Linked DNA regions of Homo sapiens: region 2 is linked to region 1. The links are chromatin contacts, found by Hi-C in ENCODE. All regions are on one chromosome and are shown on one strand. Each heading gives the region's core, a stretch centred on a gene start or an enhancer-like site at or near the end of the contact. The rest is flanking DNA. Distances are from core to core; before and after follow the strand shown.

Region 1 (3,041 bases), core at 444-2,943:
AGACCAGCCTGAGCAATATAGCGAGGCCTGGGCTCTATAAAAAATAAAAAATAACCGAGTGTGGTGGTGTGCGCCTATAGTCTCAGTTACTCATGAGGCTCTGGCGGAAGGACCGCTTGAGTCCAGGAGTTCTAGGGTGCAGTGAGCTATGACCGCCCAGCCTGAGTTGACAGAGTGAGACCTTGTCTCTAAAACAACAAACATAAAAAAAAAAAAAAACCCTAAACCATCCTCTGGGTAAGTCACAAATATGAGACTAAGCTACCCCTGCTCAAAAACCTGTGTTTTCTTTTTGCTAACTGCATACAATCTAAACTCTTTTGCATTTCGCAATCTTTCATGTTGTGACCCTTTACTGTTTGACCTCCTACCTATCTCTCTTCTGTTTTCCTTGTTCCAACAATATTCAACTTCTAGTAAATATTTTTCTATGTGCCTCCATGCATTTGTACACGTTGATCCTTTTGAGTACAATGTTCTCGCTTGTTTATTTAAGTGAACTTAATCGTCCATGTCCCCCTGCCGTCTTTCTTACAGCAGCTGCAAGCAGCTTGTAAGGCTCTTTTGTAGCTTCATGTTGCATTTTGCAAAGGTCATTTTGCAGGTGGTATTTGTGTGCTTACTGTGCCTTCTATTCCAATTGTTTACTCGCAACTTTGTTTCCTGCACTGGCAGATGCCCTCCCACTCCAGAGGCCCTGTTTTCACCATTGCATCCCCAGGGCCTACCCCACCATCACTGGTTAGTAAATTGTGTGCACGCACACATTTCCTTTTTAAAGCAATGGGACCCTTTAAGAAAATGAAATAGTAAGATAACTCCTAGAGAATTTTCTAGAATGTTTGAGAAAACCTAGGCCATCTTGAAGCATATGTACGAAGCTCCACTAACTCAGCAAAGCTCCACTAACTCAGCCTTTCCTCTCATCCCCCCTCCTCTCCCCTCCCCTCAGGCTATAGTCAGAAAATTGTGGGACAGGTGCAAACAAATCCTTGAACTGTATTTGAACTGAAGTGAAACAGTAGGGTCAAAGAAGAGTTCAGAGGGAGTTGTGGAGTTGGCAGCAGCTTTACAGAGGAACTACACTGAGGGCCTGGGGACAGAACGCGGGTAGCACAGGGCACAAGGTTCAACGTCCCTGCTCCGGGACTCAAGTCACTTGGCTTCTCGAAGCCCCTGCCTTCATTTGGTGATAATCACAGAGCTTCCTTCACAGGGGGAAGAACCAACAACGCAGAGACCGTGGGAAAGAGCCCAGCCTATCGAAGGTGCTCAATGAACAGGAGCCGCGGTGAGTACTCCGCCTCTACCCCGGCTGAAGCCCGCCCCCGCCGCCACCTATTAATTTTGTAGTTTGGAGTCACCGAGTTCACCTCCTCTCATAGGAGGAGAAGGCTGGGGAGGAGGAGTGTGCGAGTCGGGGTAGCTGAACTCCCTGTTTGCCCGGAGGAGGGGGAAGGCTAGGAAGTTTCGGGCCCCACTCAAAATGGAGCCAAACGTCTGCCTCGCCTAAGATGGCGGCTTCTCCGCCTCTGGGCTCAAGGTCTTCAGCGGCGATTGGGCACCTTAAAGAGACGAGCGGGTCCAAAGGTGGCTGAGAACCGCCCTCCTTTCTCAAGGTGGCGCCCCGCCCCCCCGATGACGTCACCCGGGAGCCGGCGGCTCGCGGTTCCCCGCCTCCGCCGCGCTCACCTCGCGAGTCCAGCCCTCATAAGATGGCGGTCGCCTTGGTTGTCTGGGTAGCGCCGCCACTCTCAACATGGTAGCTGTTTATCCCGTATTTCTCCTCCCCTCTCCGCCTCAACTTCCTCATTGTTTTGAATAAACTTTATTGACTACTCCGAATTGCCTACCACCGCCACTGGGCTTCTCCCAGCGACTTTTCGGGCCGTGTGCCTCGGACGTGGCGGCCGGTTCATCTCTTTCCCCGTTGGTTTGCTCGCGAGTATCTCCTGCCGGCCCAGCGACGACGCCACTTGCCCGTTCGCCGGGCGGCCGCCAGACTAGGCCCAAGCCGCGGTCTCCAGTAGGCCCGAACGGCCGGGCCGAGGGGAATGTTGTGGAGGAGGCTGCTCTGAAGCACCGTTGAGCGGCTGGCGCCGCGCGACCCAGCGGGGGGCTCGAGGGGAAGGCGAGCGAGGTTCCCGGCGGTACGGGGACTATCCCAGAATTCGACGCGCGTCGCCGTAGGGGCCGGAACTACCGGACGAGCCTCCGCTGAGGCGCTTCGCAGTCCCGGAGCTAGCCCGGCTGCCGGCGTGTCGCTGGGGCTGAGCTCCGCGGGCGTGGAGTCCTTGCAGCCCAAAGCATGAGGAGGTCCCTGTAGGATTCTGGACTGAAGACGTTCTTGTCAGGTTTGGGGCGTGAGGAGGTTCCTGTCAGTTGGGGAAGCGTTAAGATTCCTGTAAGTTTTGGGGGCTGCGAGGCTATTACTGTCAGTTTTAGGATATACTGTGAGGTACCTGAACATTTGGGGAGACTAGGGAGCTCTCATCAGTTTGAGGGGGGGCTGCAAGGAAACGCTGCCAGTTTCCGAGCGATGCAAAAGAATCCTTGCTTAGTTTCGGGAGTGTGAGGAAATTCTAGTCAGTTTGAGGGGTTTTGAATAGATCCTTTTGAGTTTCAGGGATGCAGCCAGAACCCTGTCATCTTTAAAGTACAGAACGAGCTGGTCAGTTTAGAGATTTATATTTATTTCAGTTTTGGGGGTGATGAGACTCCTGACTGGTCGGGGAAGGAATGATATTGAGAGTGATGGAAAGGATTATTTAAACTCTCCGAACACGACCCCAGAACTGTGATTTGAGTTGGGCGCCTAGTCTTGTCTGTCTTGTTCGTGAAGGCTTTGAGTAACCTGAAGAGACTTTCAGGGATCCCTTATCTCTCTCTGGTTGGCCCTATTTCAGGTGGTGAGAGGAGGGTCTTGTCTTGAGATACCCCCAGCCTCATTTTTGACGCTGTGGTTTGCGTCATAATAGAGGGAGCCCTGTGAAACAGGGGTCAGCTAGGGGAGGGTTCAGTGAGAGATGAAAGAAGCTTCC
Region 2 (3,041 bases), core at 144-2,643, 2.7 Mb before region 1:
TGGAAACCCTCGGCCTGAAAAGCATTCCCTGCCCCTCCACATGGCAGATGTCACTCAACCTTTAAGGCCCACCCAAAGTTCCTCCTTCCTTTTTTTTTTTTTTTTTTTTTTTTTTTTTTTTTGAGACGTAGTTTTTTGCTATTGTCGCCCAGGCTGGAGAGCAATGGCGCGATCTCGGCTCACTGCAACCTCTGCCTTCCAGGTTCAAATGATTGTCCTGCCTTAGCCTCCCGAGTTGCTGAGATTACAGGCGTCCACCATCACGCCTGGCTAATTTTTGTAACTTTAGTAGAGACGGGGTTTCACCGTGTTGGCCACGCTGGTCTCGAACTCCTGACCTGATCTGCTCACCTCGGCATCCCAAAGTGCTAGGATAATAGGCGTGAGCCACCGCGTCCGCCCCCCTACTCCTCCTTTTTGATGGCTCATGATTACTACCAGGCAGTGACTTGGTCCATCCTCCACCCTTCCTGAATACCTTGAACAAGCAAACATTATGGCACTTGGATTTGACTATCACATTGTAGCTTTAAAAAAAAAAATTCAACTCTCCTGCCTTACACAGAGAAAGACATACACTTCTGAAGGCTGGCCTTCAACAGATGCTTTTTATTGGCCTTGAACCAGCCTTTTTTTTTTTAACAAAAAAATTTTCCAATGCACGCAAAAGTAGAGAGAATAATATAATAAATCCCTACATATACATCACCCAGCTTTAAATTATCAACTCATGAGCATTTTTATTACACTTTCCCTCCACCTTGGCACCAATGACTTACTTTCAAGCAAATCAAAAGATTCAAGTCTATTTCTTAGAAAATATAACTACAATTATTTCATCTAAAATATTACAAATAATTATTTAATGTCGTTAAATATCCATCATTTCATTCAAGCATATTTTGTGAAAGAGCTGCTTAATCCCTGCATGTTATTTTTTCTATTTTGAAATCATGGAAAGAACAGGGAAAAGGGGAAGGAAATTTGTGAGAATGCATAAATAAGTTTCAAAGAGCCTAGATGTCCTAGATGAGAAAGAATCTGACCTGGTTTAGGGTGGGAGAAATTTATTTCTCTACTTCTCCGGAGGAGGAGGGTGCGACTTCAGGCCGGCTGATGCAGGAGGAGGTGCGGAGGGTAGAGTGGTACTACCTCCGTTGGGAGTTCCTTCCGGATAATCCCAACGCGGAGCGAGGAGGCAGCGCTTTTTTGGAGGCTTGGCTTCCCGTGCGTTTCCAGGTGGGAGAGTGGATCTCCCGGAGGCACAAGGTTGGTCTCCCATAAGGATTACAGAAACGGGTCGTCAGTTTTCTCCGGTGGGCCCTGGCAAAGCCAAGAGACCTGAGATGGCGGCGAGTCCCCTCCAGGCACAGAGCTGGCTTCCTCCTGTTTCGCTCTTACCGTATTTCCTGTATCCTGAGACGTACATCCCTTCTCCGCCTCCACCCCTCCTCCCTACCCCATTCTATTTTAATGTTTCTATTAGGATGGGTGTTAAAAACCGATGTCGTTATTTAATATAGTGTTTTTCCATCGCGCCCCACCCCCACTAAATGTAAATAAATTTATTGAGAATTTAATATAATTTATGCAATTTTAAGATGAGAAGAAATTCAAGTTTACCTTTAAGTGGTAAACTCTGAATGGCTTATATGTGTGGGAGGGACGCGGGGGTGGGCGGTAACCAAATAAATTATTGAAGAGCTTTACAAGCCAGCTGCAGATGCACATCACAGAGCTGTGAAACTAGCTACAAACATTTAAAAAGCAATATGCAAACATGTAAGTTGACTAGAGTGCAGAATAGCACACTAGCACAAACCATGGAAATTGAATGTGGAAAATGAATTCACCGTATGTCATAGAATCTAAGATCATTTTTTCTTTATTTTTTAAGCAAATTTGTAATTTTTGAAGGCTTATTATGTTTTTCCCCAAATTTGAATATCTAGGAAATCTCTGCGACCTAACAATTGATGGTACACTATACTTTAGTTGGCAGCTTTTTTTTTTCTTTCTTGTAGGTATGGAAAATAATGACCCATCTTACTAGTGATGATATGTTATATTCTATGATTTATGGTAACCAGAAGAAAGTACCACGTGTCTCAGAAGAAAAGGCTTCTGGAACTTCTTAGACCTTCATTATTAAAATAGCCTACACATCCATCTCCCTTTAGCTATGGACAAACTAGATCACACTTCTTCAGCTTTGTTCTCAGTGCTTTTTGTTTGTTTTTTGTTTTTTTAAATGGAGAGAGCTTAGTCCTTAATGCCAGAGTAGAAGTGCCTGTTAAACTCTGCTGTTTACAAGCTCTGAGCTCTTTGAGTAATTATTTAAATTCTTGGAACTTTGGTTTCTAGGCCATAATTTTTTCCTTGCAAAGGTGTTTCCATAACCAGGGATAATACATGTAAAGCATTTACTACTATAACTATCTCTTATCTCCACCCTTCTACCTTCCTCCAAGTAACCAGCACAGCCCTTTACACAAATTAGGTACTCAGTAAATATTTGGGAAATAAATGACCCCGTGGTTTTGTGCCAAATGCTACTAATAAAGACAGAAAAGTCAGATGTAGCTGTAGCTTAATGAAAAGATGTGAGGGAGGCATTGAGAGAGGCAATATTTTAGAGCTAGAAGAGTAGTTGGAACTAGACATACTGATGTGGGAGACAGCAACATAGAGGTGATAGTTAAAGACAAGGGAATGGATTATATCCCCAAGAGAAAATCTAAAGGAAAAATAATTGAGCTAAAAACAGAATATTGAGTAATTAGAGACAGATAGAAGAAAAGAAGTCTGCTGCAAAGGCTGAGAAAGAGTGGTCAAAGTCAGCGAAGAAGATTCTAACCCAGAGTTTCTCAATCTTGGTGCTATTGACATTTGAGGCCAAATCAATCTTTGTAGTGGTTGCCAGAGTTTACCGTTTAGCAATGTCCTAAGCTAAGCCTCTACCAACTATATGCCAGTACTACTCCCTACTCCTCAAGTTGTGATAACCAAAAAGATTTCCAAACATTGCCAGATGTCCCCTC

The links. A loop is a pair of places that touch in the nucleus more often than their neighbours do. Pooled maps may share reads with other maps.
Region 2: a loop to region 1 is called in a map of naive thymus-derived CD4-positive, alpha-beta T cell, with 14 times the contacts of the local background. The contact joins the promoter of NBDY here to the promoter of PHF8 in region 1. A Hi-C loop is called at or near these places in 1 of 168 maps with a recorded cell type or tissue (naive thymus-derived CD4-positive, alpha-beta T cell), 1 of 37 single-sample maps with no recorded cell type and 8 of 50 pooled maps.

Annotation. Positions count from the first base shown.
Region 1 is chrX:54,043,125-54,046,165 of GRCh38, reverse strand. It overlaps PHF8 (PHD finger protein 8), which reads left to right and starts at 1,693. Exons shown (of 22, transcript NM_015107.3): 1 at 1,693-2,404. RefSeq lists enhancers at 1,102-1,561, 1,772-2,021 and a silencer at 1,582-1,751.
Region 2 is chrX:56,727,595-56,730,635 of GRCh38, reverse strand. It overlaps NBDY (negative regulator of P-body association), which reads right to left and starts at 1,393. Exons shown (of 3, transcript NM_001348129.2): 1 at 1,047-1,393. The coding sequence starts at 1,282. The coding sequence ends at 1,076. RefSeq lists an enhancer at 1,273-1,352.